Regions from separate parts of the Homo sapiens genome. Here region 1 is linked to region 2. Evidence: chromatin contacts called from ENCODE Hi-C data. All regions are on one chromosome and are shown on one strand. The core of a region is the stretch at or near the end of the contact, and the rest is flanking DNA. Distances in the headings are between cores, read along the strand shown. Region 1 holds the start of KRTAP10-11 (keratin associated protein 10-11). Region 2 holds the start of TRPM2-AS (TRPM2 antisense RNA).

Evidence for each region. Hi-C counts contacts between places; a loop is a spot of excess contacts on that map. Pooled maps may share reads with other maps.
Region 1: a map of upper lobe of right lung shows a loop between it and region 2 (7-fold over the local background). The contact joins the promoter of KRTAP10-11 here to the promoter of TRPM2-AS in region 2. A Hi-C loop is called at or near these places in 1 of 168 maps with a recorded cell type or tissue (upper lobe of right lung) and 1 of 50 pooled maps.

What each region holds. Positions count from the first base shown.
Region 1 is chr21:44,644,490-44,649,186 of GRCh38, reverse strand. KRTAP10-11 (keratin associated protein 10-11) reads right to left here and starts at 2,773. Exons shown (of 1, transcript NM_198692.3): 1 at 1,537-2,773. The coding sequence starts at 2,728. The coding sequence ends at 1,832. All of the region lies in intron 1 of TSPEAR (thrombospondin type laminin G domain and EAR repeats), which reads left to right. RefSeq lists an enhancer at 1,234-2,098.
Region 2 is chr21:44,423,726-44,428,076 of GRCh38, reverse strand. It overlaps TRPM2-AS (TRPM2 antisense RNA), which reads left to right and starts at 2,514. Exons shown (of 3, transcript NR_109964.1): 1 at 2,514-2,927. TRPM2 (transient receptor potential cation channel subfamily M member 2) reads right to left here. Exons shown (of 32, transcript NM_003307.4): 23 at 4,345-4,351; 24 at 3,138-3,225; 25 at 2,250-2,407; 26 at 1,341-1,417; 27 at 966-1,067. RefSeq lists enhancers at 1-679, 680-1,591.

The sequences.
Region 1 (4,697 bases), core at 1,524-4,023, 220 kb before region 2:
TGCACCAACCATGTCCTCGCCTTACAGACACCCTCCCCCGGTCCCCAGGAGCCGTCCGGCTCTGTCCAGCAGGCGGTGGAGGGAGCTTTGCGGTTTCCTGTGGTTTCACGGGATGCCTTTGCAGGCAGCAGCTGCCCCTGACTCAGTGGGTCCCGCATCTCCCTCACAGACAGGAGGGGCACCCCGGGACCTGGGAGGGGCAGAGCACTCGGAGCTGTCGCTGTGCTGTGAGCACCTTCACGCACGTTCACAAGGGAGGGGACCCCGCCACTGCAGCCCTAGTTTCTCCTCTGCGTCTGGCACGGCAGCTTGACCGCGTGGGCTTGGACAGTTGCATGGACACACGGCCACCAGCAGACCTGCATGTCAGCTGCCACAGAGAGCACAGGGGCCCGGGTGTCACAAGCTGTGCTCGGCCATGGCTGTCCCTGCCTTTCCCCTCGGGAGCCATCGGGAGGCTGAAAGTCTCTGGTGCCCTGGAGGCTGCGGCCCTGGGTGCGTCTGCCCGCTGGCTGCACAGCGGCTTGGCCTCAGCAATGTTGGTGCGCCCTGTGCCGACTCCCCTGTGCCTTAGGCTCCCCTGTTCCTTTGGTTAGTGGTGAGGTGGAAACATCTCCCCCTCTTTTTTTAACTGTTTGTGCTATGAAAGGTCCATGAAGGCCTTTGTCCACTTATTTATGGGGATGGCCGTATTTTTCTTAATATTTGAATAAGCAAGTAACGGACACGGGTTGAATAAACTCTGGAAGACTGAGAGATTTATGAGTCCACGTGGGTTTAAATTCAGCTACTTTCTGGTTCAAGGTCCTCTTGGGGTTTTTGTTCTGTTGCTTCTTCCCTGGGCCCTCCCAGCCTCCTGAGGAGGTGCTGACCTGACTGGTCTCACTAGTGCCCTCTTCACTCTCCAGTGCTAGTGGTCCACTGAGACTACAGCCTCATCCTCTCCCACTGTCCTAAGGGTTCATCGATAAGGTGTCTTTTTGCTCTGTGTCTCCTCACCCAGGCCTTAAACCCTGAGTAGGATGAGTGACGTCTGAGTAACTCCAGGACCCCTCTTGGGGCCCATGAAATTGCTAGTGCTTCAGAGCACACAGAGTGGCCCTCAAACTCTCGGGGCAGCCCTCTGTGTGGGCACCTTTTCCACGGCCCACACACCACGAGGCCAGCACGGTGCCTGGGGCTCTCAGGTCCCAACTGAACGGGATTTCTGCTTCTTCCCGACTCAGCTTTAGCTTGGACTGGCAGGGGACAGGCATGGGCGGGTGGCCCAAAGCTCACCAGAGGCCGAGCCCACTCAGCTCTGCTCCCCTCCCTGGCTCAGCTTGGAGGCTCATCCCCTGTGGGCAGGGCTTTGGCTGCAGGAAGAGTGTGGAGCTGATCACATTTGCTTTCAAAGCCTGCTGTCTTCCAAGTGTTTGATCTCGGAATGAGAGACACTGTCCTGTCTGCCTTTAACAAGACAGTGGGTCCCACACCCCAAATTTGGAGTAGGCAGAGGGGCTCAGGGGAAGAGCAGAAAGTGCACACCAGCCCGTATTTCCTGACTCAAGAATTTATTGATTAGAGCAGTTCTTCTTTGTCACATTGGGTATAAGCAACACATTTGGAGAAGGGGGCTCCAGAAAGCCACAGTCCACCTGCTGAGGGATTTGTGGGTTGTCTCTTCCCAGACAGTGGGGAGGAAAGTGTGACGCGCTCAAAATCCCCTTCAGGCAGCAGCTCTGTGGCTACTGATGGAGCTGGTGGATTCTGAGGACTCCAGGGGCTCCTGAGACTGGAGAATCCTGCTTGGCAGCAAAGACACAGTCAGCAGGAGACAAGGATTGAGCACTCAGCAGCTGGACTTCTTGCCTGAGCAGAGGCTGTAGCAGGCCAGGCGGGAGCTTGCGGGGCGGCAGAGGAGGGACACGCAGGAGGCCGGGCGGCAGCAGCTGGACTGGCAGGAGGAGGTGGGGGCACAGCAGGAGGAGACGGGCACACAGCAGGTGGACCTGCACACGGGGTGGCAGAGGAGGGACACAGAGGAGGAGGGTCTGCAGCAGGAGGTGGTGCAGCAAGCTGGCTGGCAGCTAGGCTGCTGGCAGCGTGAAGAGGAAGCCCTAGAGCAGACAGGCACACAGCAGATGGGCTTGCAGTAGACAGTCTTGCAGCAGACAGGCACGCAGCAGGCCTGCTGGTAGGAGGAGGAGGTGCAGCAAGCTGGCTGGCAGCTAGACTGCTGGCAGCATGAAGAGGAATCCTCAGAGCAGGTGGACACACAGCACACAGGCTTGCAGCAGACGGGCACACAGCAGGCCGGCTGGCAGGAGGAAGAGGCACAGCAAGCTGGCTGGCAGCTAGACTGCCGGCAGCACGAAGAAGCAGCCCCACAGCAGACAGGCACACAGCACACAGGCTTGCAGCAGACAGTCTTGCAGCAGACAGGCACACAGCAGGCCTGCTGGCAGGGGGAGGAGGTGCAGCAAGCCGGCTGGCAGCTAGACTGCTGGCAGCATGACGGCGTGCAGGAGCTGGTGCAGCCTGATTGGCAGGCGCTGGGCTCACAGGCCGCCTGGCAGCAGGGGCTGGACACACAGCTCACTGGGGTGCAGACCAGGCTCAGGGAGGGGGCCGGGGCGCAGCAGCTGGGGGCGCTGCAGGGGGGCTCACAGCAGCTCTCTGGGCAGTCGTCCACCTGCCAGGAGTCGGAGTAAGCGCTGGAGCAGACAGACATGGTGGACGCGGCCATGCTGGGGTGGGGAGGAGGTGAGCTGGGGGAGGTGTAAGTGAGTGTGTGAGTGTGTGTGTGAGTGAGTGAGTGAGGTGCTCAGGGCTGTGGGGCTTTTAAATCCCTCCCTGGCATGTGTTGTCCCAACAGGAGGCTCCACAAGCTTTTCTTCCTTGTTGGTGTTTACAGCTGGTGGCTGGAGATGCATCATTCATGCTGGTTTATCTCTTTGTTTTTCCCTTATTAAACTGGTATGTATGTCGCAGGGCTCTGTTTCTTCATCAGTTTTTATTTTGGCCACAGAAATGTGGTGGAAAATATTTCCTTTTTTTTTTTTTTTTTTTTTTTTTTTTTTGAGAGGGAGTCTTGCTCTGTCACCCAGGCTGGAGTGCAGTGGCGCGATCTCAGCTCACTGCAACCTCCGCCCCCTGGGTTCAAGCGATTCTCCCACCTCAGCCTCCCGAGTAGCTGGGATTACAGGCACGCTGTAATTTTTGTATTTTTAGTAGAGACGGGGTTTCACCATCTTGGCCAGGCTGGTCTTGAACTCCTGACCTCATGATCTACCCGCCTCAGCCTCCCAAAGTGCTGGGATTACAGGCGTGAGCCACCGCGTCCGGCCGGAAAATATTTCAAGCAAGCTTTTGTTGAGTTGAGGTTTTAGAGATGAACGTTTCTCCAAAGGAAGCAATTCTGTTTCCACCTATCCTGTTTCTGGACTGATTAGATATATTTTATTACTTTTAGCATCTTAAAACATAAACATGGAGAAAAATGTACACTTCATATGAAATAAAAACGGCACAGACGATAAGATAAGAGGAAGCTGGCTGAGCGTGGTGACTCATGCCTCTAATCCCAGTACTTTGGGGGGCTGAGGTGGGTGGATCACGAGGTCAGGAGTTTGAGACCAGCCTGGCCAGCATGGTGAAACCCGGTCTCTACTAAAAATACAAAAAATTAGCCAGGCATGGTGGCATGTGCCTGTAGTCCCAGCTACTTAGGCTGAGGCAGGAGAATTCTTGAACCCAGGAGGTGGAGGTTGCAGTGAGCTGAGATTGCACCATTGCACCCCAGCCTAGGTGACAGAGCAAGACTCTGTCTCAAAAAAAAAAAAAAAAGCTAAGTGGCCCTCCCTTCGATCCCTCACACCTTGTAAGGAGAATGCTCAGAGATTCAGTAGCTGGTGGATCCAAGCTTTATTTTTGTCTCTTCAGCTCTTCCATGCCACCCTCAGAGGCTCTTTGTTTTATTTGAAGCTGCACTCTGGATTATTTCAATTTTCATTTTGCCTTGGTGAAAGATCAAGTACTTTTTCATATATGGTGATTTTAGGACATACATTTTAAGATTCCTTGCTTGTCTGAAAATATGTCAACTTTATCCTCACATTTATAATGATAGTTTAGCTGGGTATAAAATTCTGGTTTTAAATTACTTTTCCTCAAAATGATGAACACATGTCACCATTTTTTTGTGATGTCCAGTGTTGCCGATGACAGTCTGATACTGGTCATTTGTCATTTTTTAGTTTCTCTCTTTCCTTAACTCTCTGGGAGCATTTGGGTTTCTTTTTATTGTTCTAAAGTGTCACGCTTTTGTTTCTAGGCTAATGCATTATTTTACTTTCAGTGGTTAGAACTTATTGAGCCTTTCAATATAAAGACTTATCTCCGAAGTGTTTTTCCATTTTTAATAATAATTTCATCTTTCCTGGTCTCTCTTTTTATGACTTTTTATTTCATCTTGTGATGAATGAAATATGTTATCCATTCACTCTGATGATGTTACTTTGAGTTTTTAAATGTTTTTTTCTTGTTTCCTTGGACATCAGATAGTCTGCTCATTGGTGGCAGTTCATTCAGTTTTCTGAATAAAAGACTATTTTATTCCAGTGCATTAGGGTCCTGCTCCAATTTACTCCCTAACCTGTTTCTGTCTGCTTCTCTTTTCTACAAACATATGAAGGACCCTGCTGAGCCTCCCGTTT
Region 2 (4,351 bases), core at 1,265-3,764:
GCATGGACACCACGTCCTGCCAAGTCCTGACACACCTGCCTGTGTGGCAGCCACCCGTGAGAGCAGGTGCTCACGCCTTGTTGCCCATGCCAGGCACCTGCTGCTCTCCTCGTCAGCTTCCCATAGCCACCGGATGCACCTCCCTAAACACCCGCCCTTGCCCGTCCCACATACCCCCAACACCAGAGCGGGCCGCCTGCAGCTGCAGCCACCTGGCCAGGACCTCTGCTCTCAGGCCCCATCGCCTCCTACCACCTCCTTACTCAACCTCCGGCTCCAGGCAGAGGAGCCCACACCCTGTTCCAGAGCATTCTGCAAAGGCCTGCCACGCAGTCCCCCCGTCCTTCAGACCCTTTGGTTCCTCTGCTCCATGGTTCATGCCCCACATCCCGGCAACCCCCCAGTCCCAGGTTCTGGTGGCCCCTCCTCCACCTCCTCCTCATGGCAGGGTCCAAGACTCCCAGGCTCCTTCCTTCCAGGGCACTTGTAGGTGCTCACAGGACACTTGACACCTTTATTTTGGGTTTCCTCACCTGTGTGATGGGTGCAGCGCCGATCCTGTGGGGAACAGGATGCCAGGCGAGGCCACCTTCCCGGCCAGGTAAGCCTGCCAGTGCCCATCTCCGTGTCCCCTCCCTGCCGCACAGCCCCTGCCCATCCTCTGAGGCATCGTCCTCTCCCAGCACAGCCATCCCCACGTACACAGACAAATCCACGTCCCCAGATTACGGCAGGGACCATGGGGCAGGGCCTGCCCGAGGCCAGGGGGCAAGTCCCACGCCCCCAAGCCCAGTCCTGGGGGCTACGGAGATGCAGTGAGTTGATGTTTTCTTCCTTTCGGTGGCTCACGTGCTTTTTTTGATTTTGTTTTATGAGAAAAATGCTTCCTTTGCCCAGAGAGGAAACCTGCCCCCCAGGCAAACCCCAAAGGCTGACGGGGCGGGGCCCGCAGGGGGCACACTCACAGGGGCAACCCGGCCTGCACTGTGTACGGCCCGTGGAAGCTCCGGCGGTCCCTCAGGCCATCCACCACGTTGTACTGGATCGTGGACAGTGGCTCCAGGGTGCTGGGAGCAGAGGAGAAGGCGTGTCTGTGTGCCCGTGTTGCAGGTGGGACAGAGCAGACAGGCAGAGGGATCACCCCCCCACCAAGGGCCCAGCCGAGTAGCTGCAGGCTGGGTGTACACAACAGTAGGAGCTGGGCCCCTTCAGGCCCCCACGGGCCCCTCCTGCTCACCTGGACCTCCCCGGGCTGGGCTCTGACTGGGATTCTCAAGGGAGCCCCTAGGAGGCCCTGGGTTTGGGGCCAGCTGGGAGCACGGACAGCGGCTCATACTCACTCTCCCATGGGGTCCATGGCGGCCGCGTCCTTCCTCTCTGCCGTGTAAAAGGGTGGGTCATAGATCAGGAACTCCGTCTGTCGCAAAACAGGGAGTTTTCCCTCAGATTTTTACCCCCACTGCAAAGCTGGGCCAGGCACCAGGGTGAAAGGGCTGCTCAGCTGGGTCTGAACCCGACCCCAACATCCCAACATGCAGGGCAGAAGCTCCAAGCTGGGCAGATCCGGGTGCCAGGCAGAGCTGGGGGCTGGGCAGGGCCGGGGGCTGGGATCAGGGACCCCCACCCTGGGGCCAGCTGAAGGGCAGGTGGCCGTGACTTGGGGGCCTTGGGGGTCTTCCCAGAGTGGGGCAGGGGGCTAAGCTGGACCCTAGAGGCAAGGAGGATTCTATGTGGTAGAGACCAAGGGGAGGCAGCGGAAGCAGCAGCCTGGAATGTTCTGGATAGGCCAGAGAGAAGCCCTGCACCAGGAGGGCGGGGGTCTCCCAGGGGCCATTAGCCATCTCTCTGTCTCTGTGTCTCTGTCTCTCTTCCATGCCTGGCACCTGGAAAGGGGCCAGAGCCATTCACCGGGGTGGGTGGGGTCTAGGACCAGGGCATGACCTGGGGGAATGGGGCCGGGGGGCTGGGCCCTGGGATGGTCATGGGAGGAGCCTAAGCCTCGAGCTCTGTGGGGATCAGTGTGCCCCCCTCAGGCCCCTCCACCACCTCCAGCTGTGAGGCCCCTGTGACTTGACTTCTCTGTGCCTCGGTTTCCTCAAATGTCAAACAGGGGCTGCCAGACGCACAGATCCCCCTGTGGCTGCAGTGGCTGGGAGCCAGGATTAATACCAGATGGATGGGGACAGGGCCGCCCTCCCCTCCCCAGGGGCCCGGCCACTCCGCCTGGTTGGGCTTGGGCAGGCGCTCACCTCCCAGGGCACCTTCTCGTTGGGCACGGGGAAGCGCGTGACAGGGCAGTTGGGGTAGAGGAGGTGCCGGGCATTCACGTGGTAGCTGTCGCCCGGCTCCTCCGTCTTCTTCCTGCCTCCCGGCTCAGCATCCGGCTCCTCCGCGGCCTTCTGGGAGGCTGGGGACAGTCAGGAAGACGTGACGCAAGGCGGAGCCCGGGCTCAGGTGCCCGCCCGCAGGACAAGGACTTCCTCTGTGGTCCTTCCGCCAAAACATCTGGGCTCCTCCACCTCCCCGAGCCCAAATGGCCATGCAGGTCGAACACCAGCTCTGAAGTGGGCAGGGCCCCCAGGGAGGACAGCCACGGGAGCTCAGGCAGCGTCCCCGCCGGCACCTGCCTCTTTGTGCAGCGGCAGTCAGGGCCCTCGGCAATGAGCTGAACTCGCAGTGCGGTTACGAGGGCAAATATGCTCCTTGAGGGCCGGCGAAACTCAGCAGCCCGAGGAAGGCTACTGATGTGCATTTCATAGCCGGCTGCGAATTTAGGAAAACAGACTTTGCTTCTCGTCACTCAGCCTACGTGACCAGGTTCAGACACAGTCTGCAGCCGCCCGCCTCGCACCCCCACTCTGCAGTGCGGTATGTGGGGAGCTCAGGGCACAGCAGGCCAGGCCTCCCCGTGGACGTCCAGGAACCAGGTCAGGTCAGGGATTGGGCGGGGCCTCGGCGCCAGCGTCGGTGGGTGGGCTGAGTTCCTGAGGGCGCTGGCCCTGCCTGGAACAGGCTGCAGCCAGTGCCTTCCTCCTGGACAGAGCCCCCCACCCCCAGCTGCCTCTCCTCCCAACTGACCCCAGACCCAAAAGAAACAGGCGGCTGGAGACCAGCTGCTGGCCTGGCCACCCACTCACCCAGAGTGGGGACGTCCGCCTCCGAGCTGAAGCCGCTGGCCCGCAGCGTCCTCACGATCCAGTGCAGGGCTTGGGCTGTCTGGGCCACCTGGAAGGCATGGCCCGAGACACAGTGAGCACCTGCCACCCACACGCATGGTACACACCCCACTGCCCACCGAGACTTCACTCCCCCAGCCAGGAGCCCCACCCCTGTCACTCAGCCCCTGCGCCCTTTGAAAGTGAGACACCACGTCCTCCCCAGGCAGCCACCAAGCCAGCCAGAACGCTGCCCCAGGCCCACCCGGCTCCCCCCGGGGGCTGCCAAGTCACACATCTGATGGTGCAGCCTCCCCAAGAGACACAACAGTGGGACTGTCACTGCACTGGACAAGCCAGAGGATGGAGCCAGCATGAAGGCACAGTCAGGCAATTCTGCACCACAGGGAGAGGTCACAGGCCGCCAAAGCCAGAGGCTTCCAGGGTTCCTGCACCTCCCAGGAGGAGCCTCCCCAGAGGCTGATGCGCCTCCCACAGGGGACAGTGGGACATGTCTCACTCGTGTGGCTCAGTGCTGGGCACCCTGTCAGGGGTCCCAGCATGGCCAAGACAGGGGTAGAGGGCGGCCTGGGCAGACCCCTGGGTGCAACGGGCAGGACTGGTGGATGGTGGATGCCCCAGCAGCACAGGTCCCAGCCCTGCCCCACAGAGCAAGGCTGGGAGCAGCAGCACAGGGTGGCTGAGCCATCCACAGGGCTCAGCACTGCCCGCAGGGGCTGCCGTGGCCGCAGGTGCTGTTGTTGGACAGCACAGCCCGGCCCAGCTGGTGGACGTTGATGGGGTGGTGGGAGCAGACCCTGAGAGGCCGTCTCTAAGTCCTCCCCACCTCGGTCTTGCGGCCTCTCCAGGGCTCAGGCACAGAGTCCCACAGCCTCCCTGGAGGCCGGGAGGGGAGAAGCACTCTGTTTCCTGGGAGCAGCGAGGAGCACAGCCCGGCCGTGGAGGCCTCAGTGCACACAGAAGGAACTCAGTCACAGAAACCCTTGGGCGGGGTTTTCTGGAGGACACACAGGGTGCCTCTTCCAGCTGGGAATGGCTGCCCCAACGTTCCGGCCTCCTCCTCACCATCACTCCTCAGAGCCCTCCTTCTTGGTGCCACCACATGGCAGAGCCGCCCACCAGGCCCAGCAGTGGCACCTCCTGACGGAGGCCCCGACCTCGGACCCACCTGCTCC